Linked DNA regions of Homo sapiens: all the other regions are linked to region 1. Evidence: chromatin loops called from intact Hi-C (ENCODE). Cell type or tissue: heart right ventricle. All regions are shown on one strand.

The links. A loop is a pair of places that touch in the nucleus more often than their neighbours do. Peaks named below come from ENCODE experiments on the same cell type or tissue, not always from the same donor. Only the 100,000 strongest peaks of a DNase experiment are listed, where the experiment ranks them.
Region 2: a loop joins it to region 1, with 9 times the contacts of the local background. A loop is called at or near these places in 26 of 110 quality-filtered maps.
Region 3: it touches region 1 in a loop (2.0-fold over the local background); 24 of 110 quality-filtered maps call a loop at or near these places.
Region 4: a loop joins it to region 1, with 3.0 times the contacts of the local background. A loop is called at or near these places in 8 of 110 quality-filtered maps.
Region 5: a loop joins it to region 1, with 7 times the contacts of the local background. A loop is called at or near these places in 68 of 110 quality-filtered maps.
Region 6: it touches region 1 in a loop (2.4-fold over the local background); 17 of 110 quality-filtered maps call a loop at or near these places.

What each region holds. Positions count from the first base shown.
Region 1 is chr14:90,694,762-90,699,761 of GRCh38, forward strand. It overlaps TTC7B (tetratricopeptide repeat domain 7B), which reads right to left. Exons shown (of 20, transcript NM_001010854.2): 6 at 739-817. It overlaps TTC7B-AS2 (TTC7B antisense RNA 2), which reads left to right and starts at 2,572. Exons shown (of 2, transcript NR_135190.1): 1 at 2,572-2,903; 2 at 2,992-4,613. In heart right ventricle, a CTCF peak has its summit at 3,023 (motif pointing left); DNase peaks (open chromatin) are centred at 3,010 and 3,930; H3K4me3 peaks cover 588 bases; H3K27ac peaks cover 4,290 bases.
Region 2 is chr14:90,756,380-90,761,379 of GRCh38, forward strand. All of the region lies in intron 3 of TTC7B (tetratricopeptide repeat domain 7B), which reads right to left. It overlaps LOC124903360 (a long non-coding RNA gene), which reads left to right and starts at 2,182. Exons shown (of 2, transcript XR_007064302.1): 1 at 2,182-2,521; 2 at 2,613-3,138. RefSeq lists a silencer at 1,949-2,288. In heart right ventricle, CTCF peaks have their summits at 2,228 (motif pointing left), 2,430 and 4,531 (motif pointing left); DNase peaks (open chromatin) are centred at 762, 2,172, 2,782, 3,492 and 1 weaker place; H3K4me3 peaks cover 1,726 bases; H3K27ac peaks cover 3,619 bases.
Region 3 is chr14:90,516,112-90,521,111 of GRCh38, forward strand. It overlaps LOC105370619 (a long non-coding RNA gene), which reads right to left and starts at 1,098. Exons shown (of 2, transcript NR_135274.1): 1 at 874-1,098. RefSeq lists enhancers at 1,811-2,545, 2,546-3,280. In heart right ventricle, a CTCF peak has its summit at 2,974 (motif pointing left); no DNase peak of the experiment used is centred here; H3K27ac peaks cover 1,306 bases.
Region 4 is chr14:90,535,107-90,540,106 of GRCh38, forward strand. It overlaps TTC7B (tetratricopeptide repeat domain 7B), which reads right to left. Exons shown (of 20, transcript NM_001010854.2): 20 at 1-5,000. Among named protein-coding and RNA genes, the nearest start is that of LINC00642, 82 kb to the left of the region's middle. RefSeq lists enhancers at 3,744-4,257, 4,258-4,770. In heart right ventricle, no CTCF peak of the experiment used is centred here; DNase peaks (open chromatin) are centred at 1,233 and 1,905; H3K27ac peaks cover 2,641 bases.
Region 5 is chr14:90,299,302-90,304,301 of GRCh38, forward strand. NRDE2 (NRDE-2, necessary for RNA interference, domain containing) reads right to left here. Exons shown (of 14, transcript NM_017970.4): 5 at 4,634-5,000; 6 at 3,419-3,824; 7 at 1,938-2,071. Among named protein-coding and RNA genes, the nearest start is that of NRDE2, 30 kb to the right of the region's middle. RefSeq lists a silencer at 3,504-3,798. In heart right ventricle, a CTCF peak has its summit at 2,461 (motif pointing right); a DNase peak (open chromatin) is centred at 370; H3K27ac peaks cover 3,122 bases.
Region 6 is chr14:90,612,862-90,617,861 of GRCh38, forward strand. All of the region lies in intron 16 of TTC7B (tetratricopeptide repeat domain 7B), which reads right to left. Among named protein-coding and RNA genes, the nearest start is that of TTC7B-AS1, 27 kb to the right of the region's middle. RefSeq lists an enhancer at 2,176-2,697 and a silencer at 4,044-4,338. In heart right ventricle, no CTCF peak of the experiment used is centred here; a DNase peak (open chromatin) is centred at 2,900; H3K4me3 peaks cover 1,479 bases; H3K27ac peaks cover 4,449 bases.

The sequences.
Region 1 (5,000 bases):
ATATACATATAAAATATGTATATTTTATATACATTTTATTATAAAACATGTATATTTTATATACATATATATGTCACACATACAATATATGTGACATATATGTACATAAATATATGTCACATATATTTATAACACATATATGTCACATATATTTATTATAAATATATGTATAATATGTCACATATATTTATTATAAATATATGTATAATATATGTCACATATATTTATAACACATATGCCACATATATTTATTATAAATATATGTATATTTTTTATTTTATTATAAAATATATTTTATTTTATTATAAAATATATTTTATTTTATTATAAAATATATTTTATTTTATTATAAAATAGGTATATTTTATATACATTTTATTTTATATAAAATAAATAAATATACATATAAAATATGTATATTTTATATACATTTTAGTATAAAACATGTATATTTTATATACATTTTATTATAAAACATGTATATTTTATATACATATATATGTCACACATACAATATATGTGACATATATGTACATAAATATATGTCACATATATTTATAACACATATATGTCACATATATTTATTATAAATATATGTATAATGCATATATGTCACATATATTTATAACACATATATGTCACATATATTTATAATACATAAATGTAAAAAAATATGAATGTAAATACCTATGAGACAAGTGCCCTGCTGGCCTCAATCAAGTCACTGTTCACACTTACCATTCGCAGGTTTTGAGTCGTTCTTGTTTCAACTGCTCTGAGAAGCTCTCTAAATCTTCCGACTCCTCTTGTCAAGTTCCTGTGTGGACACAGAATTTGACGGTTTTCATCTGGCATGTATTAATATTAAATATTTTATATGCACGTTTCAATGCATTTTGTCTGCATAAAAGCTGTTGGCTAGATTTTAAGCAAACGATTACTCTGCACATGCCTAGCCATCTTTGGTTAAATGAAACATTTGACCTAAGATTGATGGCCTTTTGTGTTTTCTAACCCCTAGCACATTTTCTCTAAAAAATAAAAATTTGAAAATCAGTTGAAGCCAACAAATTAAAAAGCAAGATACCTTAGAAGAGTCTGTGTTCAAACTCTCAATGGCTCTATAGAGTGGGACTGAAATCTATATTTTCATTTAAAAGGTGGGAGACAACACTGGGCAACAGGGCACAGGAATATGAGCAAGCACCGTGTGCAACATGGGTAAGGATAAAATATGAAGATGGAAGGCACAAAAAAACAGGAACTCCACCAAGCAACCACTCTGCATCTTTGAGAACATAAACTTATCAAACCCAGTAAATTCATCAAACCAACCCTCCTCCAAACCCCACACTGACGAAAAAGAAGCAAAGGGTCAGAGGCCCCTTCTGAGAGCGAGCATGTGACAACTGGAACCCGAGCTCCCTGAGTGTGAGCAGAGCACACCTCATCTCGCTGCCACTCACACCCCACAGGGACACATTTGGTGACATGTTTCATTAAGAGACAAATAATTATTTTGTAACATCCTGGTCAATATTTTCAAGCCCCACTTGTCCTCTCTGAAAGCTGCATCCAGCCTGCTGAGCTGGGAACGCTCCCCAGCTGGTCCCTTTACATTAAGCACGGCCACCACCTATGACATAACTCGGCGATATTTATAACCTGCTCATTAGAACATATCTCATCTTTCCAAAAAGCCACAGTGTGGGTCAGCCAGTGCAAACGTGTCAGCCAGCCTCTGCAGGCCGTGGCAGATGCTCTAGGTATTTGGCTCTCTTCTTGGACGACATTTTGAATCATGCAAAGATATTAAATCAAACTGAATGTGGGTTCTGTAAGTTACAAGCACTCATGAGGGCTATTAATTCGCATCTTATACCTACATGACATCCCAGGGCTCTCATGCACAAGAATGGCCCCAGAACTTTAAGATAATGATTTATTGGCATAGGTACATAAATACTCCCATAGTCCTCTCACCCACACATATCAGATGATATCAGATCAGAAGCTTGATGGTGGCATAAAAAGAGAAGCTGTGCTCAGGATGCCAAGCAGCACTAAAGGAAACCTAACAGAGACGTGAATAAAGATTAGGTAACAGGCCCTGGGACATGCAATCTACTCTGCTTTCTCCTTCATTTGTTTTTATGGGATCCATGTTCACAGGCAACAAAGTACATTTGCTTTGGACTGAAGCTCAGTTCTCTTAAGTAACACGGCGGGAAGGAAATAGCTACAGCTAAACAAAGGATGGGAATGGATATGGTAGTCTAACTTTGTTCCAGAATCACGGATTAAACTCCTACTGGGTACAGAAGGGATGGTACTTTGAATTGTATGAAATAAGCTGTGACTGAGGCAACATAAGTGGAGACCCTGGTTGAAGGGGCTGATTTACCAGGTAGAAATCAGGCCTGGAATAAGCAGGATCAAACCTAAATATTGTAACCCAGGGAAGCCTACAAATAGGAACTGGTCATTCAGAATGTTTCCAGTGTCCTAGGAAACAGAGTAAGCTACTTAGACAGTTACAGAAGCACAGAATTTTCCAGCTATAAATGATCCAACAGAATCTGGTCCGTTATGACACAGAAGTGAAGGGCCTGCTCAAGCTCACAGGCCCAGTGAGAGAGTGAGCTGGGAGCTTTCTACCGTACTCTGTTACCTTCCTGGGTACACATAAGCTCTAAAACAGAAGTGTAACTCTAGAGGAAGGAACAAAATATGAATCCAAGAGTTCAGGTCTATGTTTTGCATCATTAATATGCAAATTACTTCATATATTTATAACATAAATTCTGTGTGTCCCAGTGATGACAGCTAATAAGATACTCATTACTGGTCCAAAACTGGAAAGAAAATCCGTTGGCCCAGGTGAAGAAGTCCAGTGAATGCGGGTAATGCCCTGGGCTGCCGAAAGAGATCAATGACGGGTAGAGAAATTCAATTCCCCCGTTAAGGTGCAAGACGGTTTCTCCCATGCAGGACCGAGGCCCTCTGGTGGAGGAACGGAGGAAGTCTCCGCCCCGAAGGAGGCCAGGCAGGATGAGGCAACACCAGCCACTGGGTGCGTATTCCCAATTAAGCCTTTGAAGCAAATACAAGTTTTTCTCAAACTGTTTCCAGTTTATTCCTGGAGAGAGTTTAAGATTCAGAAGCAAATTCTTCCTCAATCTGGGAAGCATCTGCTTGTAAACAAAGAAGCCACAGTAACCACAGAGCTGAGAAGGCCTGAAGCTACAACCCATTGCAATGAATGCGGCACCCAGAAGGGTGCCCGCCCCACCACAGATCAATCGGACAGCAAGAAGAGGTGAAACAGGCACATCTTAAAGTGCCCAAATGTAAAAGCATGATTCCCAGGAAATCCTGTCTTCCAAACATGTTTAAATCACATAATCATAATTTTATTCAACTAATCGCTTCCACTGTTGCCATGAGAGCAGAAAAGGAAAAATGTTCAAGTACACGGATAATCAGAACAAAAAAAAGAGGAAGTTAACTTGCAAGAATTCTATTCCAAATGCTATGAGATAACCCAATTTGAGAGAGGCAAACAAAACCCACACGATTGCTTTCATATCTTCAAACTGTTAGTTAATTCTTAAAATGTTGAGATCAATTAAACATCTAAGAAGGAACTGTTGCTTAAAACTCCACTCAAAATGAAGATAAGAGAGCCAAGGAATCTCCCAATCTCCCTGTTTTGAGGGTTTCCACAAATCCCTGACATTAGGTCATTTATTCCATTTCAACACCCTTGCCTGAGAGAGTGCAATGATGTCAGAATTCATTATGGTAAACTATTCTCAAAACAAATGTTCCTGCCAGCATTCACTCAGCGGGCACTCTGGCAAGCTGTCAGAACTTGGGGTTCATCTCCTGCACTTTACTTCACAAGCTTCCTGAGCTGGGTGCATTTCCTTCCACTTGGAATCGTTCCCAACAGCTCGGCTGGGACCAAGGAGGAAAGGGCCTGCAGGTCCCCGGAGCACCAGCTGCTCGTTCCGCCTGACAGGCAAAGCTCTGCTTCCGCTCACCAACATCACTGTCCTCAGCCCATTATGGAGAGCTCAGGCCAGAGTCCCACAGCCTTGCTCTCATTCAAATCCTTGTTTTTCCACTGGCAGGAAAGCCTACCACTTTTCATGGGGACATAGTCTACTCTTCCCTTGACCTACTTCCATCTTTTCTTCTCTCCTATCTTTTCTATCTGGTTTTATCCTCCTCCTGCTGAACCTCCTTCCAGGGCTTGTCTGCTGATTCGCCAGCATTCAACCCTCCCTCTCGACCCTCTGTCCTGGCGATAGGTTCCAGTTCCCCCTTGGGCCCCATGGCAGCACCTTTCCAGGCTCTGAAATGTACATTCTAACGTACAAGCTTACCGCACCTGGTTTCGTCCTGTTCTATGACTCTGAACCACATTCTCGGCTCTTTAATATTGCCATCTGTCCCTCTGTGATCAAACCAAGGAGGAAATGTAAATGGGAAGAAGGCCAGAGCTCCAAAATCAAAATGGAAAACCAAGGCTAGAGAAATTTGGGGACATGAGAATCATTTCAGCTTGTAATGAGTGGCTACTTCAATAATAAGCTCAATACATTTTTGTTGTGTTGTTATTTCTCCTTTTATTTCTTGGGAGTAGGGTGGGAAAAGACAATTCTTCCCTTTAACTTGTCCTTCCAAATTATCTTCAGACCTCAAAATCTGACCTAGGCACCAATACACTTAAATTCAATATCACCTGTCATTGTCGTGGAAACTCAAAGTAGTAGTGTGAATAAAAGACTGGGTCAATTTCCTGGGTAATGAGGAAAAGGAGGCCTGCTAGAGTCTATTCAATATTTTTTTCTCTTATGTGGCTGAGAATCTTATAACTAAAGATCAAACACAATAAGTCAACCCAGTAGATCTCAAAGAGCAAAGAAACCGTCTGCCTTTCTCCATGTTTTCTTCTCACCAACCAGCACTCCTGAAATGCTGAAGCACTAGGT
Region 2 (5,000 bases), 62 kb after region 1:
TTTTGTTTTTTTTTTTTGTTTTTTTGTTTTTTTGAGACAGTTTCAGTCTTGTCACCTAGGCTGGAGTGCAATGGCGCGATCTCGGCTCACTGCAACTTCCGCCTTCTGGGTTCAAGCGATTCTCCTGCCTCAGCCTCCCGAGTAGCTGGGACTACAGGCGTGCGCCACCACACCCAGCTAATTTTTTGTATTTTTAGTAGAAACGGGGTTTCACCATGTTAGCCAGGCTGGTCTCAAACTCCTGACCTCAGGTGATCTGCCTGCCTCGGCCTCCCAAAGTGCTGGGATTACAGGTGTGAGCCACCGCGCCTGGCCGAGAAATGTTTTCAAAACAATGTTAAAAATGCAGTGACTGAGACAGACATGGTGTCACAGAAGAATTAAGAACAAGCACCTCAGCCAACCTGAACTAAAGCTCCAGCCCTCTGAGCTTCCTCTGGACTCTCTAAGTCCCTGCTTGCTTCCAAAAAGAGAACCAATGAGGAGCCGACTAACACAAGCAACATTAAATATGAATATGGGTCAGTGGCAATAAAAGGGTTCTTACTCTTCTTACACTCTCTAAATATAAACAGGAAGCTTTGACCAGCAACCTGAGATGAGCGGCCACATGCAATACACCCATCTAGCCGCCCACCATGAGCAGAATCCAGAATGGGAAGAGGCAGAAGAGATCATGGAGTCAGAGACAAACAGTTAGCAGAAGGCTTAACGTGGTGGATCTCCACCAGGCATGGCCCCACAGCGCCCCCTCACAACCCCTACTACCACATCTCTGGGTTTCCTACATAGGCAAAAGAAAGCACCCCGGAAAGCTCCCCTGAACCACCCCGTTCCCTCCACTCATGGACTTTTCTATAAAACTACTTGTTTCACTGCACCCGAAGTGATCTCAATGTTTCCAAAAATGAAAAGCAGTCCTGGCGCGGTGGCTCACATCTGTATTCCCAGCACTTTGGGAGGACAAGGTAGGAGTATCATTTGAGCCCAGGAGTTTGGGGCTGCAGGGAGCTATGATCGCACTACTGCACTCCAGCCTGGGTGACAGGGCAGGACCCTGTCTCTAAAAAAAGAAAGAAAGAAAAGAAAAGCAGATTCTCAAGGAAAAAAGATCGAGCTCTATCTTCTCTCCTGTCCTCTCTTTGCAAATGAGGAGATTCAAGCTCAGAGATGATTTGCCCAAGGTCACATGGGCAAATCCTGATCCAATGAGCTTACTACCACAGCAGGTCCACAGCAGTTGCCACACAGCTCCCAACAGACTGGAGACTTTTTCTGCCGGGGAAAAGGCAATGTCAGTGGTCACTTGTCTGTCCTACGGCTCTAGGATGACACCTAGAAGATCATGGTCATTAGCAAATATCCAATTCATAAAGACTGGGATTAGATCTCACTTGAAGACATGAATCTCTCAAGGAACACTCCAGGAAAATCCTCTTTGGGCTTTTATAGTCCTTATGACCAGGAATTTTCGGTCCACGAAAAATATGACGTACTTCAATTCCTGCTAAAGCAGGAAACGCACCTTTACATCCTTTCTCTTTGTAAATACCCACGCATTGAATGTTTAACGTATTAAATGCTGTCAGCTTCTACGAGAGTCTCTATAAATATGGTCTCAGAAAACAATAAAGGGGCACATCGGTGAAGGCTCAGCTGCTGCCTGCGAACAGCCAGGGCCTGTGAGTGTGAACGCCTCCCAGAGAGCTCGGCTTGGTGAGTCCCTAAGAAGGCTCACTAATGCGAGGTTAATCAAGAGAGTTGGCAAGTTTGCCTTTCTTCTCCATCCCTGAACTCGAGTTGAATCGCGGAATCAACCCAAGTACAGGGGCTTCAAATGGTCAGCCGGCCTTGGGGCACCACTGTCCCGGTGGCCGCGGCAGGAACCAGTCCTGCAGTCCTGCGGCGGCACCTGCGCGAGATGCAGGGCACTGGCTCCAGGACGGCGGGGCGGGGCGGGGCGGGGCGCGGCGGGGCGAGAGCGCAAGGAGGGGCGGGGCGAGACGGGGCAAGAGAGTGGGGCGGGGCGGGGTCGGGGACAGCAGTGAGCGGGGCGGGGCGAAACGCGAGGGGAGGGGAGATGGGCGGGGCGGGGCAGGGGGGGCACGGTCCCAAGGCCGACCCGGCCGAGGACGCCCGGAGCAGCTCCGCGCATGCGCAACTGTGGCGCGCGACTGCGCTAGAACGCGGCTCCCGCGACCCCTGGCGGCGGCTGCCGAGGGGCTGCGGGACGACCTTGGGCGGCAGCTAGCAGCGAGTCCTAGCTGATGTGGCCCTGAGTCAGCTTTTAGAGGTCCCAAGACTCGTTCACAGGCCGCTAAACGCAAACTAAGGCACCTCCCAGCACACCAGGATCGACGTGTCCTCCTTCAGTCCGGACTCGGCGGAATCTGCACCTGGGAGCCCCTCCCCAAATGACCTGCTAGCCGCAGTCCAGGAAGCAGGCACCCCTCACTCCCCTTCTCAAATGGGGGCTCTATTCCTGTCTCTAGCTCTGGAGTTGTTGTGAGGATAAAGGGAGGTAAGGGACAAGTGCTTAGAACAGTGTCTAGAAGGAATTATTTTAATGCTGTAGTCATTATTAATAATGTATTATATTTTTACAATTCCAGAACCTGGCACACAGTAGGCACTCAACAAACCGTTCCTCTGTCTGTCTTGAGAGACTGCGGTGGGCCCTGCAGGGCAGCTGCCTGCCTCTGCCTGGTTCGAGGAAGGCCCAGCCAGGCCGGCCCCAGCTTCCTTCCTGCTCTTCTGTCCCACTCCGACCCACTCCGGAGAGCCACGCTCTGAGCCGCACATGACTCTCTCCTTCTCCACAGAACAATCTGTGTTCTGCTCCCGCCCCCGAGAGAGTTCTGAGCTTTCCAAATATGGATGCTTTTTGCATTCCCAAAGCATCACGAACATTTGGGAGAAGAAAATGAACACCAGACATGGTTTGGAAACGATGGAAGCCAAGGGATGGGTGGTGACGGAACAAGCACCGTACTAGGAGTTTTAAAATATAAAACACGAGTCTGGCCTAGGTGATGTCTTACAACCTTACTAGCTTTGTAGCAGTCTAGGCCCCAAAGAGATCCTAGAAGTAAGCACCCAAACCCTAAGAATAAAAACTACAGCGGCCACCACCACACATTGCAGAGGCGAAAACTGCATTAAGGAGGCCCAGAGAGTCACCTGCTGTCAGAGGAAATGAGCAGTGGGAGGCAGTCCCTTGAGAGCCAAACAGCTTGAAAGTTGACAAATTGAGATGAACCAGCTCGTCGGTGAGTGTAGGCAGAAGAGGCATTAGACACAAGAGTATTTGTTTTTATATCAGGCCCAAACCAAAACCTATTCTGAAATGGAGTGGATCTCAGAATATACTGAGAAGTTTGCCCTTTTGCTTAGGCACCTTGTGTGTTATTCAGCTAGAGTTTATCTTCAATAGTGTGCCCCTGGATGCCAGGGCAAAATGTTAAAGAATGGCCCCGTCACAGGCACCCCTGTGCAGCAGGCACTGTTGTCCCTGGCGCACATGCAGGGAGATAAAGCAGGCAGCTTAGATATGACACAGCCTCAACACCCAACCCAGAATAAGCACTCACATATTTGCTGATTTAATGAATTAATTAATTATACAGTCTAGTTTGAGAGAGGCAAATGGCAGATGTGAAATAATTAAAATCTGAATGCCAAATTAGATGGTACTAGCTATAAATAGAGGTGGAATCAGAGGATGGAGAGATTGGTGTGGACAAACGGGGCTGGAGAGGTCTGTATGCAACAACGGGTGTCACCAAGGGCGGACTCAGCACAGGGAAGAGATGACTCCCAGATGGATGGAGAAGATAAACAGAGGTGGGGGGTTGGCCTGGCAGGGGTGAGGGCAGGTGGGCAAGGAGGCAGGCAGCCTGGAGCAGAGGATGGGTGGGACACAGCAGGACATGCAGCCAGCCTGCCAAGACTAGGACATATCCTCCACAGTCTGCAGAGGTGCATGCCATACCTAGACCTGCCAGGGTTAGCAGGAGGACTTGAACTCGAGATTCAAGCAATAAGGGAGAGGATGACTCTTTTTTCGAGATAATTAGCTCCTGATTATCTCAACATGATACATTTAAACCTCACACTGGCTTGTCCTGACACTCAGGCCACTATTTACACTCTTCACCACATTTTAACATCACCTTAACTGAGAATGTAAATCCGGCACAAATGTCCAAATGCTCATGTATTTCAGGCATTGTAAACCCCAGGGGAAAGCTCTGTGTCATCGGCATCCCTCCACCCCTTCACTAGCCCAGAGCCCTGGGGGGCATTGTGCTTATAGGTGGAGCTGTCTTGTTACTTGCTGGGGCCTTGCAGGGCCCAGCCTCTAGCCATGCCCTCCAAATGAGCTTCAGCCACTCCTGGGTTTTAACCAAGTCCTGCACCTATACGCAGACCTATTCCTGAATCCTGACCAACAAGCCAATAGCCTGGAAACCTATATGCTGAGCACTAGCCAAGAATTCCAATGTTTCCCCAGGATAGCACCCTCTTGTGGACAAAGAGATTCCACCATGTTCAACCAATCCAGTATCTTCCCTCTACCCTCCAAGGAAAATGGGCTCCTTCTCCTGAAATCGCCTTTGCAAAAATTGTAACAGTGAGAAAATTATGACAGTGAAAGAAATCTGATCTAACCAACCCCTATCTTGCCATTAACCCCCAAACTATGGTATTCCTGGGCTTAGGTCAAGCTAACTTTAGGAGATATTTAGTTTATAGTTTAAATGATAATAACACTTCCCCAAAACTCAACTGCCAATGAAGGACCACCAGGTTAGGAGGATGAGAGAAGCCTGAATTCTGCTAAGGCATAAGTGATTACCAGCCATTGTTCCAAAGGTCACAAGATTTGCAACTTCCCGAATTACTCCTGCAGATAACATCACTACTGTAGAACCTAAGATTGGCCTTTTGAGGTATCTCTTCAGGTTTTCACATTTCTGACAACCATCACCCCCACCAGA
Region 3 (5,000 bases), 180 kb before region 1:
GGCAGAGTCAGTGTTGATGGGGTGGGAGGTGGGCTATGTGGCAGGAGGGCAGGGACTTTGAAGAGTCCAGGGCTTTGAGAGGGACAAGGGGGGCAGTTAGAAAAGCAAGTTGGCTGGGCGTGGTGGCTCACGCCTGTAATCCCAGCACTTTGGGAGGCTGAGGTGGGCAGATCACAAGGTCAGGAGTTCGAGACCAGCCTGGCCAATATAGTGAAACCCTATCTCTACCAAAAATACAAAAATTAGCTGGGTGTGGTGGCACATGCCTGTAATCCTAGCTACTCAGGAGGCTGAGGAAGGAGAATTGCTTGAACTCAGGAGGCGGAGGTTGCAGTGAGCCAAGATTGCGCCACTGCACTCCAGCCTGGGCGACAAAGGAAGACTCCGTCTCAAAGAAGAAAATTGAAAAGCAAGTTGAAGCAAAGTCACATCATTGGAAGGGCAGATGGAGGTTTTATCTGGAAGGTGCAGGGGAGTTCAAAAAAGTAAGATAAGATGTGGACTCTGATCTGGCCTCTGCCCTATTTTGGTTGTTCTCATTTGGGCCTCAGTGCTCTGGGCAGGAAAGTCTTGGAGCAGGGACACAGGCGGGAGCCTCCTGTCCATTTTCTGAGAGAGATAGGCCAGAGAAGGCAGCTGGATGCTTGAGTATGAAGAAAGCCCCCTGTTTAGGGCTTGTATCTCTCCAAGTCCAGCAGGGCCTCGGCCACCCTGAGAAGAGAGCCAGTCCCCATGTGTGTGCTGGGACTTGAAGAGCCTAAGAAAAGGGCTGGACCCTCCCAGGGCCAGCAGGCTCTCACTACCCCAGAGCCAAAGACCACAAGCCACTCTCCAGGGCCACGGGATGGCAGCCTGATGAGTCAGCGCAGTTACCTGATCAGGCAGCGTCGCGCCATGAGAGGTGATCTCATGCGCCAGTCTCCAGCCGCTCCTCGCTATTCCCCAGGCTCTGGGACGGTGGAGTTAGCTGACCAGGCAGAAGTTGGCTCCCTGGCAGCACGCTGGTGGTCCCAAGACGCCCTGTTAATATTTGGAGGCTGGATAGGTCCACGTGGTGGGGAGCTGTCCTGTGTATGGTGGGATTTTTAGCAGTGCCCCGGCTTCTACCCACTAGATGCCAGCAGTATCCCTTGGCAATTGTGACATTGCCAAATGGTCCCTGGGAGACACAATTACCCCCATTTGAGAACTTCAGCTCCATGGTGACCTGCATGGCCATCAGCCCCTCTCCAGGGCTGAACACTCCTCAGGGACAGGGTCTCCATGTCCCCAGCACCCCACACAGGCTCAGCATACGCAGGTGTGAACACCTGGGCTCTGGCCCTCCCTCACCAGAACCCCCTCCCTTCTTGCAAGGAGTGCAGCTGCAGCCAGAGAGGACACCCAGTCCCTGCCCCTGCCCCCAGCCCGCCCAGAGCGGAGATGAGCTGAAAACCCCACTGTGTCTCCCACCTCGCCCAACTCTGGGATCCAAGCGGCCAGGTTGCAAAGAACCAAATCCTTTGAGTGAAACAACCTTTAGTAACCTTTTCAGACAAACACGCCCTCCCCTCCCGCCACTTGCTGGAAGCCAAAGCTGCTGACACAGCCATGTGGGGACCTGTGGGGACTCCCTCTCCTTGAATCGCGGCACATGCACCCTTCACACCCAGCCACTCCCTGCCACCCGCTCTCTCAAAGGGAAGGGCCACCAGGATCTACTGCCACACTCTTTTTTTTTTCTTCGAGACAGGGCCTTGCTCTGTCACCCAGGCTGGAGTGCGGTGGTGTGATCACAGCCTTCCCAAGCCCCATTCTTAACACCCAAAAGCATTTATAAGAAGTTCAGTTCTCAGTGTTTAGGGAGACAGTGGGCGGGAGATCTGTCCAAAGGGTGCTGAGTCCTGCACTGCCCAAGTACGAGATTTGTTGGGGCTCCCCCAGCAAGTGTCCTGGGGCCATGCGCTGTCTGGAGGGGCTTCTGCTTCCATCTCTGACTCTGATCTGGAAGGGATTCCATCCCCTCCCTCTGCCAGTGCCTGGGACAGAGACAGCTTCTGCCGGAGATCTGCAGGGCCTAACATAAAGCAAGAAGCCGTGCTCGTTAGGCCGGCGGCCAGCACCGCAGAGCGCGCAGAAGGAAATAAACTTCCACTAGAAACTGCTGGCTGGGCAGGCAGGAAGGGTGCTCCAGGGAGCTTGGAGCTTTTGCAGGGTCAGGGACCCCAAACATCATGTGCACAGTGGCTAGTGCTCCAGCTCAGGAGAGCGTCCCCAGAATGCATGACCCGGACCAAGGCCCACAGGGCACACATGGCGTCAACAGGACCCTGGATAGAGGGCTTTCAGATAAAATCCAAACAGGGACGCATCTCCCAAAAAAGACCCGTGGTTGGTCCCGGACAGCCAAGCCCCGCCCTCAGCACTCAGCCAGGGCTGGTCCTCAAGCTGTGTTGACTGAAGGGCAGGCCGGATTAATGTCACTCCAGAAGGAACATGACAGCAAGCCCTTCTCAACAACCCATCTTCACAAATGCTCCATGAGGCAGTCATTCCCCGCACTAGGGACTCCCGGCTGGCTCCATGTGATGCCTGGGGAAGGTGAGCTACTGACTTCCTGTTGTCTTTCGTTAGAGGGGACTCCAGGCTACCCCATGACAGCGTCATCAGGCACTCGCAGGCAGATATGTTTTGGTGAGGGCTGGTGAAGGGTAGGACGGCCATGGGCATGCACCCATCCCATCCATGTGTCATGGCAGGAAGAAACAAAGGTTAAGAACCACAGCACTAGATGTCTGGGTTCGGGGACACGTGCCGTTGTGACCTGGATTCTGGTGCCTGGGGTGGGCACAACCAGGTACGTGCCTTGTTCCAGGAAGCTGTCTGCAGCAGGCCTGTTGCTGGCTGGGTTTGCACTGGAATTTGGGGTCCCCTCATCCCCCGCCAGGCGTTCACACCCCTGTGCCTTCTGTGTCTTCTGTCCCACACTGCCCCCTGGAGGAGGGATGAAGGATGGTGCTGAAGGGCACAAGCAGTAGACATTTTCATCCACCTTCACCTCCTCTTCCTGGCCAACAGAACGTTGATTTTGTTCAAGGCGGCAGAATGCCCAGCCCCAGGGACAAGTCTTGCTTCATTGCATAAGTCAGTGATGATGGCCCTGTACCCCTGTGCCAGGCCCTTTCTTTCCCAGCCTCCTTTGCAGCTAGGGGCCATTGACGCAATTTCAGGCAATGAAGTGTAAGGGAAAGTTTTTTGTGGGGGTGCTTCTGGGAGAGCTTTTGCTTCTTAACAAAAGGGAAGGGTGTGAAAGGAGAGTTCTCTTAGGTCCACCCTCACTTTCTTTCATGCTGGAGTGCAGACGTGGTGGCCGGTGCTGCAGCAGCCATCCTGCAACTATGTGGCACCAAGTTAACACAGAGGATGGTGGGCAGAGAGAGGGAAAGAACCTGGGTCCTTGATGACCTCACCAAGCAGCCAAGCCACCCGGAAACTGCCTATGCCCAGGGTCCTTGTGAAGTAACAATGGCTGTATTTGTGGTTTTGTTGAATTCTGTTACTTGCAGCCAAACACATCGGGGCAGCACTGAGGTGTGAGGTGCTGTGTGAGCATGGGTAAAGCACTTGGCACAATGCCCAGCCTATGGTAAATGCGCATCAATGGAGGCTATTATTACAATCACGTGCATCTATGAGTGTGCACGAGTTGCTAACTCGTGTGGGCACATATGGGTGAATATGGATGTGTGATGTGCAGGTGACCTCTGGTTCAAAATGTGATTCAAGTCCTGTCCTGTTACTTGGCCCAGGCACTGGGGCCACTCCCTCGACCTTGCTGAGATGCAGTTTCCTTAACTAAACGGGGAGGACAATGACTTACATGGGTCCAAGCTGGCAGCTGGCATTGCTAACCTCGCAATCACCCAGAGGTAGGACAAGAGTATTGGCTCCACCTGGCAGATGGGGAAACTGAGGCTTAGAGAGCGTAAGTGAAACGCCCACATTTAGAGCCAAGAAGTGGTGATGCTGAGACTTGAACCATGTGGCCTCACACAGAACCTGTGTGTGCAGGGCTGTATGTGAGTGTGTATATGTGCAGGAGTGTGTGTGCAGGAATGTGTGTGCGAGGGTGTGTGTGGAGTGCATGTGAACATGTGTTCAGGGGTCTGTGTGCAGGGAGTGTGCACATGAGAAGTCACTTAGGTCAGTGTGTATGAAACCCAAGCCATTCTGGACAAACCCTGATGACTCTGTCTAGAGGGAGGGTCTCTCCTTATTCCTCAGAGGAGCAGTTGGGCCTCCCTCACCCAAATCTTTACTGGCTCTCCCAGACTCCTGGGCTCCAGCAGGACTGTCTCTGTTGCAGTGGCTCTCTCTGGCTCTCCAGGGCCCTGGCGCTCCACAGTGGCTGACTCCTGATCCCTTTTCCAAAACAACATCCGCAGCAGCTCCCAAGGGGTGAGCCACCTCCCTCCTGTTTACCACTTGCGTGGCCCCCCGCCCTGCGGGGCTAGCTCCAGGCTGCCATCAGCAGCTGTGTTTTCCAGGCCCTGGCCCTTTCCCCTCCTGGCACCTTGGAGGCCCAGCTACAGGGCAGCTACTCTCAGGAGGGTTATCTTTTCCCTTGACACCAGGACCCACCAAGTCAAGGGGTACTTCCCAGGCTTCCCCAGTTGGGTCCAGCCTGGCAGGTGGGGAGGGGATGGTGCTGAGTGAGAGAGAAGGAAGGTGAAGGGAGTCAGAATCTCCTAGAGACAGTCCCAGGCTCCTTGCCCCACCCTCACCTCCTTCCTTGTCTGAGCAGATCTTTCAGGCTTCTCTGAAGACAGGGGTCCACTGGGACCTCAAGCTTGGGCCCAGAGGTTGTCCAGTCCCAGCTAACACACTGGGAGCCTCCTGTTCTCACTTCACCCTAACGGGCTCCTTTCTCCACCCTGTGCTCCTTGTCCTTACCTCCTCTTCTGCATCTGTGGTGAGAGACAGAGAGGTTCCACACCCCTTCCCCATTTGGAGCCTGAGGC
Region 4 (5,000 bases), 160 kb before region 1:
CGCAGCCCTGAGGGTGAGCAGAGCCCTGGCCACAGCCCAGGGCCCAGGACCTGGAAGGAGGCAGAGAGACAGACAGACGAGCCCATGGATCCCAAATGGGGCTGGGGATGGGAAGTGGCCTGCCCCGGCCACACCTGCCCAGGCCCCCAGCCTGGCTCTGTCCTGAGATCCTCTTGGCTGAGTGGGGCGGCTCCTTCAAAGAAGGGCCTCCTCCCTCCTCTGCCTCCTCCTTCCCTTCCTGGTCCATTCGCCACCCCACCCTGCCCGAAGTTGGCTCCCTGCTCACTGAGGAGTGGGTGCCCCGTCCCCAGGGCTCCCTGGCTTGGGGGTACCCAGGCCTCTGCCTCCCTGCTGCTGCTGCTCTGGGGAACCACCAGGCCCCCAGCCAAGGCAGCCCCCCTCAGCTTCCCTCTCTCCTTCCTCACGCCTGCCCTGCTGGAAACACAAGGTGCTCAGCGAGGCCGCCTTCAACACTCAACACGGCCCCTTCCCCACCGGACTCCTAACCTGTGTTCTCAGCTCCCCTCTGCAGCTACGCTCTTGAAAGAGACTTCACCTTTTCCTCCCCCTTGAGCCCACTCCAACCTGGCTTGACCCCACCTTAGTCAGCTTGGGCTGCCGTAAGAAAACCGCCACAGACAGGTGGCTTCAACAATGAACTTAATTTCTCACAGTCCTGGAGGTTCAAAGAACAAAGCAAAGGTTCCAGCCCATCTGGGTTCCTGTGAGGCTCCCTCCTGGCTTGCGGGTGGCCGCCTTCTCCGTGTGTCCTGGCGTGGCTGAGCGTGAGCTCACTTGCACTTTAGAGTTTCTTCTGGTGAGGACGCCAATCCTACTGGGCCAGGGCCCCTCCTGATGACCTCACTTCACCTGAATTACTTCCTTAAGGGGCCTATCTCCAAATATAGTCACACAGGGGCGGGGGCTCCACCCTATGAATCTGGGGGAGCAAAACTGCATCCCCAGCATGGCTCTGGTCAAGGTCACTGCCAACCTGCACACCACCAGGCCCACGGTCAGCTCTCAGGCCACCCTGACGGGGTCTCCAGGCATTGAGAGAGCCCACCCACCTCCTCCAGGAAGCTCACCCTGCCTGCTCTCCGCCTCCCTTGCAGCTGCTCCTGCGCCTTCTTTCCTGATCTCTTCATTTCCCAGCCTGTAAACCCCGCCAGCCCCGGAGCTCAGCCCTGACCTCTTCCTCTTTGTCTATGCTTGTCCCGAAGTGGCCCCGTCAGGCCCATGGCTCCCAGCCCCGCATCCCTGACACCTCCCACACTCTCGCCTCATCTTGGGCTCTCGCCTGGGCTCCTGCCCAGCCAGCTGCCTCCCCCTCAGAGGCTCCACAGGCATTTTGTATTCAACCTGCCTGAAAGCAGACTCCTGCCTTCTCCTCTCCTCCCCAACCTATTCTTCCTGTTTCCTGGCCATCATCGCCATCCTTCCAGTAGCTCAGGACAAGACCCTCACCCTCATCCCTGGCGTCTCCCCTCCCTCACACCCAGCTCCATGTGTGAGCAACCCTCTTGGCTCTGTCTTCAGAATCTTCACAGTCCAGTGCCTCTCGCCACTTCCTCCACGCCCCTTGGTCTAAGCACCATGGTCGCTGTGTGACAGCAGGAGCCTGACAGCCTCCCAGCTCCCACGCTGCGGCCTGCAGAATAACGTGCTCCCCCTGCCCCTCAAAGACGTCCACATCCCGAGCCCTGGAACCTGTGACTATGTTGCCTTCCATGACAGATGGAGCGATGCAGATGTGATTGAACGAAGGCTCTCGAGGTGGGGCAATGGCCCTGGACTATCCAGGGGGCCCAGAGCAACCAGCAGAGTCCTTAGAGGGAGGCAGGAGGTCAAAGGCAGAAAGGTGACGCAGTGACGGAGCAGAGGAAGGAAAGGTGACGTGAGGTGGCCACGAGCCAAGGCCGCAGGAAGCCTCTAGCCGCTGGAGAAGACGGGGACACCCGTCCTCCTCCAGAGCCTGGGGAAGGAGCACAGCCCCACTGAAAGCTTGATTTGACTTCTGACCTCCAAAACAAAGAGAATAAATTTGTGTTAAGACGCTAAGTTTGCGGTCATTTAAAATTTTTAATTTATTTTATTTGTAGAGATAGGGTCTTGCTCTCTCATGCAGGCTGGACTGCGGTGGCGTGATCACTCACTGCAGCCTCAACCACCTGGGCTCAAGCAATCAGCCCATCTCAGCCTCCCAAGCAGCTGGGACTACAGGTGCACGCCACCAAACCTGGCTATTTTTTTTTTTTTGTAGAGATGGGGGGGGGGTCTCACCATGTTGCCCAGGCTGGTCTTGAACTCCTGGCCTCAGCTGATTCTCCTGCCTCAGCCTCCCTAAGTGCTGGGATTACAGGCAGGAGCCACCATGCCCAGCCAGTTTATGGTAATTTGCTGCAACCACAGGCAATTAATATACACTGTTAGCATGGTCCACGAGGCCGCACCTGTGTGGCCCCTGTTAAACTTCTGACCTCTTCTCATCCTTCACCACCTGACCATCCCCCTCCCCTCTGGGCCTTTGCACCTGCTGTTCCTGCTTCCTGAGATGTCCTCCTCCCAGGTTACCTGTCTTTCTTCAGCCAGATGTCACCTTCTTAGCGAGGCTTCCCTAGTCACCTTCTAAACAGCAGCCCTGCCACTCCCTACACCCCTTCCCTGGCTTCATCTTTCTCCATGCGTCACCCCACCTGCCATACTCCTCATCTGTCTGTTTCCTTCTACCAGAAGGTAGGTCCTAAGTGGATGCAGCATCTGTGTCACACATTGCTGTGCCCTCAGTGCCTGGAATAAGCATCTGGCATGTTGTGAGCATTCCATAGATATTTGTTGGATGAATGAATGAGTGAATGAATGAATGAAATTTCACAGATGGGGAGACTAAGACCAGGGAACAGGAACGCCTTGCCTAAGTTAGGGTCAGCACTAGTCCTGGAATCAAACGCGGCATCTCCTGCATCTCACTGTCCAAAAAATGCCTCCACTGGGCAGACCTGGGCACTTTTGAAATGTTTATCCCTCAGGCCTGTCTCAATCTTAGTTCTGCCAGGTAATTCCACAATGACCCCAGGCAGGTGTCCTGCCGTCTTAGTGTCTAGCGTCTGCGTCCTCATCTATTAATGGATGGACGGATGGATGGATGGATGGATGGATGGATGGATGGATGGATGGACGGACGGACGGACGGGTGGACGGATGAATGGATGGATGGATGGATGGACGGATGGATGAATGTCCTTAGTTGGGAAAGGCTCAGCAGGTCAGAAGACTAGGAAGAAGGCCAGAGCCATGAGAGGGCTTGGGGAAGGAGAGGCAGCCAGGCACACAGGGGGCTGGGACACAGAGTCTGGTTCCAGGCAAGGGCTTGAGAAGCCATCAGGGGTTTATAGAGAGAACCGACTCAATCCTCCCTTCTAAGAGGACTGTGCAGACATTGGACTGTGTGGGGCTGGGGCCAAGGTACTGGGGATGAAGTTGAATGGGAGAGATTTGAGATGCGATTTGGGTAGAAAAGACAAGATTTACTGGAAAACAGAATATGAGGTGGGTGAGTGGGATTAAGGTGGGGGACTGAGGAGTCTGGAAGAGTGCCCAAGGGGGGAGTACCAAGGACGGCAGGACTTTCCTGCATTTCTTAGGTACCTTTTAGGTAGAAGTGATGGAAACCCCTGTGCTTGCACTAAGCAAGATGGGAAACTGTATGGATTCCTATGATGGAAAAATCTCGGGCCGCAGTGCTCCAGCGGTGACCCGGGGCCCGGCTCTCTTTCCACCTCCTCATTCTCTTTTTCTGTGTTGGCATCATTCTCAGGCAGGCCACCCCATATAATGTCAAATGGCACCCACAGCCCCCCACTGGCATCCTATTAGGACATCAAACCCAGCAGAAAGAGGCTTTTTTTCTAATGTTTTCATAACAAAAGTCCCAGGGGTGCTTCTCATTGGCCAAGCATGGGTCACATGCCCAAACCCAAACCAGTCACTGATACTGGGGAGCTGGAGGGCTCTGGTTGTTAAGGCTGGGCCCATGTGTCCATCCTTGAGCCATGTGGGTGGAGAGTGGGGGTGGTTCCCTGAGGGAGATGAAGACAATGGAGAGGTGCCGGGCAGACACACAGGAGCCAGCCCCCGCGCCCTGCAGGGCTGATACGCACAGGAGTCTCTGAGGTGAGGGCCTGGCAGAGAAGGTCTGGTACAGCGCCTGCACCATCTGCCTTGGTGGCCCAGCCTCCTCCCTTCCTGGTCCTGATCCAGTGGGCCTTGCCCCACGCTCCCGCATGGGATGGCAGAGCCCAGCCCTGTGCCTCCAATCAGGGCAAGCTGCCACCACACTGAGTACCTGCCCCAGGTCCTACATTGCAAATTCCATGACTTATGACCACTCAAAGCCACAAGTGCTGCCTGGCAGGGTCAGTGCTGAGGCTGGGGCTCCTACCTACTGTCTCTCCCTCCTTGGCTGCCCCCTAGCCCGCCTGCCTCAGTGAGCCAGAGAGGTCGTGCCCAGTTTGAATGCAGTCCTCTAGGCTTCAGGGCACCTAAGTTCAGAGCTCAGCCCTCCATATTTCCCTGTGTCCTGGAAAGGTGGGGCCACCCTACAGCTGTCCCTGAGAGACTGCAGATACCTGCTCAGTTTCTCTCTGGTTCCGGATCTTGCTGTCTACTCTGTGGGATTCGGACTTTGGCTCAAACACCTCTACACCTTCTTCTCATGGTGGCAAGAGGGCTGCTGCAGTTCCAGCCTCACTTCTCAGCTTGAAAGGCAGCAGGAAAGAGCGACAGCCTTCTCTGTGGCTCCCGCTCTGACTGGACCGCTTTAGGTCACATGCTCACTCCTGACCCTCTGTGGCCCATGAGTGCAGGAGGCTGCTTGGGCAGGACTGAATTGCATGCTCCAATTCCAAAGCCCCATCGGGGGAGAGCTAAGGCGAATTCCCAAACCAAAACCAGGGCTGTTGCTGCAAAAAGGAGGCCTGGGTGCTGAGGACGCAGGAAAC
Region 5 (5,000 bases), 400 kb before region 1:
CCTCCCAAAGTGCTGGGATTACAAGCCTAAACCACCGCGCCCAGCCTAAAGGTCTGCATTTTAAAGCCTGGCCCCATTAGCACCTCCCTCATTCATTCGAGCATTAGGTGTGTGGTAAGCAGCTCACTGGCAATAAATCTTTCCCTATGGAACAGAATGTGAACACAGCAATGAACAGAAACGTGATCATGTTATCAACTGGAAACAGGACTGTGAAAGTGAGCCAATAACCTACTCAGTGAAAGCTTTTGTAAGAAACCTTTTGAAGAGGACAAGCAGGCTTCCAGTGGGCACAGCATGGGCCATGAGCCACAGGATTATCTAGCCTGAGCCCTGGGCAATGCCACACACGCCTGGAGGAGTATTGCCTCCAGGAGAGTCACGTCAGGGCAGGGCAAACGTCCTGACACGTCAGTCATCCTCAGAAAGGGGAACCAGGACGACTACGCTCCCTCTTTAGAGGTCTGGCTCTTGTAAGAGTGAAGAAAGAAAGTTTACTTAAGAAAAAAAATTTTTTTTAAATAGTGTGATAAATGAGTATAATCTATTTGTTTATTCCACAGAAACGCAGACCAGTAATATCAGACCTGCCTGTGTTAAATCACGCTACTGTGTTCACGGTAACAACGTCTCTCAGTTATAAAAGCAATATGGAATATTAGTAAATAAGAAACTTTATTCCAAAGTTGTCATGTAAATGCTTTGGAATCACATGTGCTATTCGTGTTTAAAACCTCAAGCACGAGGATCGGGGTCTCCCAACACTTTAGAGCAGTGGTCTTCGATGGGTCACATTTGTAGGCAGAACCCTCCACCCATCACTCTGTTCTTATCACAGAGGGTCTTAGGAAAGGGGCAGGGGGAGGGGGTGAGAGAAATTCTGATCCTGACCCACAAGGTTCCTTAGAGTCAGCTGAGAATCACTTCTGTAGTACAGCCTATTCTTAAAATCTCACAGCATGTCTTAAAATTACTCTGTTATATGGTTTATTAATGATTGATTATAGCAATTTAACTGGTATAATTCTTTAATCCAATTTTTTCTAGAGGTAGCATCATGATAAAAATGGTCTTTACTGGCAATTCATGAAACTCCCACATGACGGAGGCCTTGGCCTCTCAAGAAACACTTTTGAATGTTCACCATAAACTCATATATTCTATTTATCTTCCACTAGACATCTTTACAGAGTAGAAAACTGAGTTTTATTTAGTGGAAAAAGGGAAAAGATACATTTTCTTATATACATAGCTCTATAAAAATTCTTTATTTCTTCACTTATCTTCATTTATCTCAAACATTGGCAATGCTCGCTTGTCATCTAAAGGATTAACCCTTCCCCAATAAGGATCACTGTTGACAAGGTATCTCTGTGTAATTTCATTTGCAACTCTAGCGAAGATTGTGGGTACTTAGAAGGTTAACTGAGGAAGTGATGCAAGACCCAAACTAGAATGTGTAAGGGTGGAAGAGAGTAATACAAGGTTTAAAATGGCATGACAACTGTTTCCCTGACTAGGGGAGCCAATCAGCATTTAAACAAAGGCAGAAAGGGGATGGGGGGGAGGAGGGGAGGGGAGGAGGAAGGGGAGGGGAAGGGGGCAGGGAAAGGAAAAGGAAAGGAGGAACACAGGCAGGCAGGCAGGCAGGCAGGGTGGGAGGGTGAGTCCTCAGAGAGCCTTTATGTTGTGAAGGAGGGGGAAGCTTCTTTACCTATCCACATCTCACCATTTTCATTACAAAACTTTCCTCAGATCACTGGACTATTTCTGAGAATTCCTCCTCAGCAGACTGATATAAAGGAGGATATGATATTTTAAAAACACTACCACACCACCTCTCATTATCCACACCACCTCTCATTATCCACACCTTCCCCCTCTCCCTCCAGAGAAAGAGCCAGGAAGAGAGAGATGAGGCGAGCAGAGCTGGGTACCTGTCCTTTGGTAGGCAGATCTTTCACGCTGTCGGGTTTGAAGAAGGTGAAGTCCACCATGGCCTGGAACAATGAGATGGCCTTCTCAGAGTGGCCAGCCTGCCGCAGAAAGTGGCACTGCTGAAGAAAGAGTGCTGCGAACAGGAGGGCAAAGGGGAAGAAGCCTGGTTGATACCGTTAAAGGGAAAGAACCTAACTTCTCAAAACAGGCAATTAACACATTGAGAACACCTTTCACCTGCAATCACTATTAATTTACAAAGCTGTGATACATGTCTTGATTTAAAGCGTCTCACACAGTATTATAATCCAAGTATGTTTGTTCTAATTTTTGTATGAAAGCATCACAGAACACAAATATTAACAACAAAAACTATATATAGTACATAAAAATAAGTCAAGAGGTTGGTCTGAATGCTATCAAATAATCACAGCTCATTATCACAAGAAAAATTATAGAAAAAGGATGGCGTAGCAGATTTTTATCAGAAAGCAAAGAGCTGTATTCAGTTGATCACTAGATGGCATTACTCACCAGCAACTTTCATCCTATGTTCAGAGTCGGCTGTAAACAAATCAAGGTTCCATGTCTGAACATTCCAGTTCATCTTACTTTTGGTACAATTCCAGCTACTAAATAACACTAAGCTATTTGTGTAGATCACATACAGTGACAAATTCAAGACTCTGTGTCAGTGTGATAAATGCTTATATTTTGAGAGCAATGTATTTCTATCTTTAGATGCCAACAGTAATTAATACTCAATAACAGGGGTTGTGATCAAATAAATGCCTGCTCTGTGCCGGACACTGAGCTAGACTCGCCATGGATTATCTCGTTTACTGTGCAACACAGTCCTGTAAAGCAGGTTTATAGTATTGTTGCTGATGGAGAAACTGGGGCTCAAAGAGGACCTGCCCAAGGACACAAGAGAGCCAGTGAAGGGCAAACCCTTCAGGATTCAAGGTCAAAAGTGATACTCTCTGGCTCTGCATAACATGCAGCCTCCAACATCTCATTACTGTCAAAATTAATGTTCCAGGTTCCTTCAGGACACACCAAAAATGTTAACAGCATAATAATACCCAAAACTTCTATTTATGCAGTGGTTCCCAGTCAGGGCATCTCACGGACATTACTGCCTGGGACCCTACAATTGGGTGAGACAGGTACATGCATCTCGACAGATAAGGCCACCGACTGCCAAAGCAGTTAAGAGACTTGCCTATGTTTACTTGGCTAATCAGCAGAACCTTGTCCAGTGATATCTTAACTCTACTGGCCCTATTGCCCCCACCTGCCCTGGGAGCTGGGGGCAAATTTGTTATCAAAAAGAGTCGTAATACTTTTTTAAAAAAATCAGTTCTATCAAACAATTTAGACTTTTTCTAGAATAAATCAAAAATAGATCTTCATTTTCAAGTAAAGCCAAAAGAAAGTCTAACTCCTCCCACGTAACTGGATCTGGTTATCTCCTTACCAAACATGGCCTCTTCCGTGCCAGGCAACGCAGGGTGAGATAAGATGCTGCCGTCCTTAACAGCAGACAAAGTGCTCAAGCATTTTCCATAAAGACTGTGAATTTTTGATATCGAAAAGGTACTAAACTGGCTCTGGCAAAATAAAAGGTATTTCTGCCAAAGGGCTGTATTATTGGGATGCAAAAATATCAGTTTCTGCCACTCTTTGACCAGAGTGGAGGGCTCCCAGAACTCTGTGCAGAGCTTCAGCTTGGCCAGTTTCAGATCCACACTGCTCTGGTTGCTCTCAATGGCCCGCTCCAGAATGGCCAGCTTCTTCTCCAGAATGAGCTTCAGGGACCTCTTTCGCTTTTCCTGCTCTCCTTCCTCGATGGCATACAGGCCAGGACTTTTCATGACCTCGTCCTCAACAACAAAAACACCAATTTACAAATGCAAATGGACCTGGGAGATCCTGAGTTTCAACAATGCTTACTGATTTTCTTACCACCCCCTAGGGACTTTCTTAAACCACCAGTTTGCCACTATTTCTTTTAAAGAAAACCTGGATCCTAAAGTGCTTGTGTCACCTGATATGTTTGATCTTGTATTTATCACTTAATTATCCACTCTCTGCCATTTTAAGCTTTGATTTCTGCATCAATGACTAGCATACAATGCCTTGAAAGTCTTTTCTGAAGAGCAGACCTTACCAATAAAAGGGCCAAATGTGGCACAAAATATGGTAATTGTATGAGTGGTTCAAAATTAGGGATTCAGACAAACCTACAAGTTTTCGAAAGAGAATGCATGGCTCTAACTGGGTAATACACTGAACAGCCCTCTCTCTTTCACAATTCCGTGAGCTCTGCCTGTTCTGTTTGTACTTCAGGAATGCCTCTCCCTACCTGGTGAACATCTCTTCTTTCAAGATTGTGTTGAACTTCACCTTCTCCTTGGTAGCTCTTTCTCCTCCCTCAACACAAGCCATTCCCTCACTCCACTCCCAAGTTATACATTACAGCATTTACTACCCCAGGGTGCACTTATTCTTCGCATGTCCATTTTCCTCATTGGACTTTGAGCGAGCTCAGGGCAAAGGCTCTATTCTAATAATCTTTGTATGCCCAGTGTCAAATTTCCTCATTTGCTCAAAAATTGCTGCACAGTCCATCAGTTTGCCCAAAATCAGGAATGTCCTTCTAAGGTAAGAGAATTGGGATGGCAACACATACCTGAAAAGCAACAAATGCCATCCACAGCTGCGTATCCCGAGGATTCTCCCGCACCCTCCTGTTAAACTCCTCCACCTTGGCCTTGAGAGCCGCACTCTCGCTGTCTGGCTGTGCGTCTGGCTGCTTTGATTCCTGCTCTGGAGGACCCTGTCCTTGTAGCCAATGTGTGGTTGACTGATCATAAATCCCCAGAGGATTCAACCAGGTTGTAACAGGAGCCGCATCTTCCAAGTCCTTCACTGGTATAAAGGAGATGGGCTCAGATGAGGGAGGTTCAGTTTTACTGCTAATGGCAACTCCATCGATGTTCATTAATCCCACACTCTTCTTAGTAAAATAGCGTTCAACCTGCTTGCGTGAATGCTTC
Region 6 (5,000 bases), 82 kb before region 1:
TGTAGGAGGTATGGGGAAGCTGAGTTAAAATGTTAGAAACCCCAAACAAACCATCATCTGAATTTTGAACCTCACCCCCTGACAATGGCACAGGATCCACGTTCCCTCCACCAGCTGGGAAACAGCGTTCAGTTACATCCTTAGTGTGTCTGCCTTACTTCCTTTGGAAAACAGTGTGTACGCAACAATCAACTATTCAACATAGAGATGCTTTTGTTTCCACATTCAATGTTTTCTCTCTAAAAATATTAGGGCTGGGCACAATGGTTCATGCCTGTCATCTCAGCACTTTGGGAGGCTGAGGCAGGAGGATAGCTTGAGCTCAGGAGTTCAAGATCAGCCTGGGCAACATAGCAAGACTTCATCTTTATTAAAATAAAAAAATTAGCCAGGCTTGGCGGCATGCACCTGTGACCCCAGCTATCTGAGAGGCTGAGGCAAGAGGATGGCTTGAGCCTGGGAGACAGACTGTAGTGAGCTATGATCATGCCATGGCACTCCAGCCTGGGCGACAGAGCAAGACTGTCTCAAAAAAAAAAAATTAAAAATAATTAGGTATTTGTGACCGATTGAGAATTTTACTGGATGCTTGAAGCAATTTTTAGTTCTTCATTTACATGGTATAGAGTCTTTACCAATCAAGATTTACATTTGACTCCTAGAATACAGGACAAGGGGCAAGGAGAGGCCTTGAGCAACCCTGAGTCTCCCTAACTTGCTCACTCTGGACAGTCTCTCAGGCAAGCTGGAAAGTCACCTTCCTCTCTCCCTCTGGGACACATCTGCTCAGGCACTTCTGTGAACCACCCATTTCCTCCTCATAGCCCAGTCACCTCACCTCTTCTCTGCCGGGCCCTTAGGCTGCCAGGAGCACTTCCCAAGGAGGGAGGCAGGAAGGGAGAGAAAACCATTCCTGGTGAGTGTTGTAGTAGAGCGAAAGGAAACTGGAAGGACCCCAGATCCATGGTATGTAAGCGGGAGATGCCCACATGCGTAGATGCGCACATGCAGGGACTTCTATTCCCTATTATCACTGAATTGTCATGAGAGTTAAAGTTATACCGGCTATTAGAAGCCTCTCTTGGAAATCCTCTATCTTCCACAGAGGTTAAACACGAGAGGCTTGGTGGTGGTGGGGCGGGCTTGGAGTCAGAACCCTGGAGCTCTTGTCTCAGCTGAGCCTCTTCCCAGCTCCTGGAATAGTGCCTGGCACACAGTAAATATTGCACCTAAAAGAAGGGCCTCGGCTAGGAAACCAGAACAGGGGCAGATGAGAGAGGAACTTCTGTTTTTCTCCAGGTCTCTTAGGCCTGGATGATAAGAGTCAAGGTAAGCTCCCAATATCCCGGAGCCTCAGTTGTCTCATCAGTAAAATGGGTATGAGATCACACGACCTTGGCCCATTTTATGGAGCTGCTTCAAAGATAGAATGAGGACATGCTTTATAAAAAGAAAAGCTCCACCCAAATGCTGGTGACTGTAAGGATGAAATGGGATCTCTGACTCCTAACTGAGGTTAGAGCAAAGAAATGTGAATGTGAGTATGTGTGTGTTTAAATGCTGTTTGTTGGCAAGTAACTGAAACAGGACTTTGAATCACCTGGAGATGTCACCTCATGGGTACATGATGGAGATGGGTCTAGTAGCAGTGACAAGAGGGGGAAAGAATTGGTTAACAATAAAAAATGAAAAGAAACTGGTTGTCAGCTCAAGAGAGGCAGCATGCCAGTGTGGAGAGAGCATTGATGTTAGGCCTGGGGCTGAATCACTGTTCTGCTACATATTCAATTGGAAAAACTTGGGCAAGTTATTTAGCCACTTTTAGCTTCAATTTTATTTTCTGTAAAATGGAAGTAACGGTAGCTATCTTGCAAGGCTAATGTAGGGATTGAAGATAACACATCAGTGGCCTAGTACAGTGCTGGCATGGAGAAGTTTCAATAAACGTGGTTATTACCATCCCTGGCTGAAATGCTGTGAGATTCAGTTCAGGGAGCCTGCTGGGACCTTCTGGTGAGATTCTGGTCAGAATTCACACTGTCTTGAGTGGCTGGGTCAATATGCACAAGGACTGAGGGAGCCTTACACTTCACCCAGTGACAGAAGACAAAGCATGAGACAGATTTCTATCCTAAATGCAAGCAAAACTGCAGACCGAGAGAAATAGAATCCAGGCTTCTGAAATGACAAACACCTCGCCAAATGTAAGAGAATGCCACCCACCATTTTGCTCACAGCAAGAGACGCATCTCCAACTGCAGGTGGAACACTATTTGCAAGTTTTCCAATGCTCAGTTTAGTGACTAGCTCAGTGTAATTTTTTTCCCCCTTTAAGCAAAAATCGAGAAGAGGGAACGGGTTGCTGAGAATATGAAGCTAGGGTCTATTCTCAATTTGGCCACTCACTCCCTGCTACTGCCCACGTCTTCCTCATCTTACTGCCCTGGAGGCCTGTGCAGAGCCTGGGGTGGATCTGGAAGGGGGTGGGAAGACTGGGAAACTGGCAGATAGAGCAGGGGGCCCATTACAACCCAGCATGCTCAGAAGCAAGGAAGCCGGGAAGTCAGCACAGACCAGCTCCGGGGAGAAGCCAAATGCTGTCTGCCAAAATGCTTTCTGCTCAGTTTTCATTTTATTTTAAAGAAGCCATGATTCTTAGGCGCTTGTTCATGTAGTTCCACCTTCCTCTAAAACACTGTATGCCCTGATCCCAGCCTCTAGGCTGCTGGAGCCACTGCGGCCCCACTCGGGAGTGTTGCAAGGTGTGCTGTCCCCTGAAAGACACAGCCCTTCCTTCAGGCTTTATGCTGTTGCCAGGGTCACCTCTTACCGAGCAGGCTGGCGGGGATGACTACATTTACATAATGATAAGGGCTACAGGAGAAACATTTATTTCTATCCCAGAGAAAATCAAGTTAAAAAACCAGACAGGATGCTCCTTAATAAGGGCTGCTCAATTCACCACTCCTCCCTCCAGGCTTTGCGGGGAGCCGGAGGGGGAATTCTGAGTGACCACTGGGGCCTCTACCGCCCACCCCATCCGCCAGTCCCCACCAGACACTGCCTGGAGCCAGGGTCCTCCCCACTCTGGCCCTGAAGGAACCTTCAGGAAATGGAGGAAGTATGGACACAGCCCAGGCATTTGGTTAAGTATTTTTAAAAAGCTTTCCAATTCTGCTATTTTTTTCTCCTCACATTCAATATTCTTGGTTGCTAAGTGGGAGGGAATGTGGGGAGGTGGGAGAGGTGTGGGGAACTGAGGGGAAATTGGCAACACGAAGCTGATGGGTTTATTTTTTCATTTCTAAAGGGGGTACAGGCAAAGGAAAGCGCTCCGGCGCCGAGGCAACCTGCCTGGGCAGCATCTCCTGCTAGCTGGTTCGGAGGCAGACTCCCCCAAATCCTGAAGATTTCATAGGCCAGGAGTGGGGGCTTTCAGGGGAGATAAATATGGACAGTTTCTATTTTTGCTTCCAGACTTAGAAATGTAGAATTTTAAAAAAATTAAAATGATCTTTATTTTGAGAACATATCCACAAAAGGGAAGAGGCCAGTCTCATGATTACCTTTCACCAAGCGAAGGGCGGGTGCGCCCAGCAGCACAGCGCCGCGCCGCTGTTCCTGTGCTTGGGAAGGGGACTTCCAGCTGGGGGGGAGGTGGGGGCTGGGGCTGCCTGGCGGTGGGCAGGGCAGGGGCTGGACAGCTCATGGCTTTCCAGGCAGAGCTCTCTTCCTTCCAGGTGCACTGCCCGCAGGGCCTGGGGTCACGGGTCTGTCTATCAGTTTCCAGGGGGTCCATCCCCTTAACAGGGCCCTGACTTTGAACATTTTTTTTTAACTGCAGAAACATTTGTAAAACAATCTCACAGGGAACCCCATCTCTGTTCTGCTGCCTCCGTAGCCCTCCCTCCCTGCTGGTCTCTGCAGACCACGGCCACCAGCCCACTGCCCGCCTCACCCTTCGTACTCATTTATATTTTAGGTGACATATTTTTAGGCCCCTGACTCTTAAAAGCATGATATCAGCTGACCAGACACCTTACTAGGAAAGTAAAAAATACTCTGAGTATTGGAGCAGTTGTGTGAATTCACTTGAATCATTACATCCCTTCTCATTAAATGACTTCCTTCACTTAGTAATCTAAACATATGCAAGGGAAAACTGTGCAAGACTTGGAAATGGGCAAATAGGTGGGTGTCTGTCCGTGGAATGCTGGGGGTTGACCAGCAGACCTTCCCCGGGTTATCTGACTCTAAAGGGCAGGCACCGTTGACTCACTTCCCATTGACGGAGCTACTTTACAGCTCTGTAGGGGTAGAAATTAACCCGCGGAAAACTGATAATAAAGCAAGTGAATTTTGTTTGGGGGAGAGACAACTGATGTCACCCTGCAGTAAAGAACCCCAAACGATATCTTTCATCATCTTATAGGATGTTGTTTTTGTATCTACTTGCAAATCATTTCAGCATTCCTGCCTATGAGTATCTGTTCTTCAAACTCTTCTGTGAATAGGTCTTAACATTTTCCTGGTTCCTGCATTAGTTAATAAGGTAAATAAAATCTTTGACATGTGTTTGATAGTCGTATGCATCATGATTTTAACTTTTTCACAGTGATATTTTATGCCAATAGCCACTTCTCTTCTTAGTAGCATGCGGCCTGATGTCTGTGCAGGTCTTTTAAATATTGCTGCAGGAACCCCATCTGGACCACATAAATGACTGGTCTATACATAAATTACCAGAAAGATAAGACTGGTCAAAGGAGTTAGGTAAACGGGTGTTAGAGAGAAACTGGATAGAGATCCATTGTGAACTGAGTCCAGTGGGTCACTATGGCAGTGAAAGCAAAAGAAACCCAGGATCTGGAGGCTTCATCAGCCACTGGGAAAACAGCCCCTTAAACATGGAGTGTGAAGCTCCACTGCTATCATCTGCCACTTGTGGGGGCCTGGAGGTGCACAGGGGTGACAGAGTTAATGCCTGCTAAATGCCAATC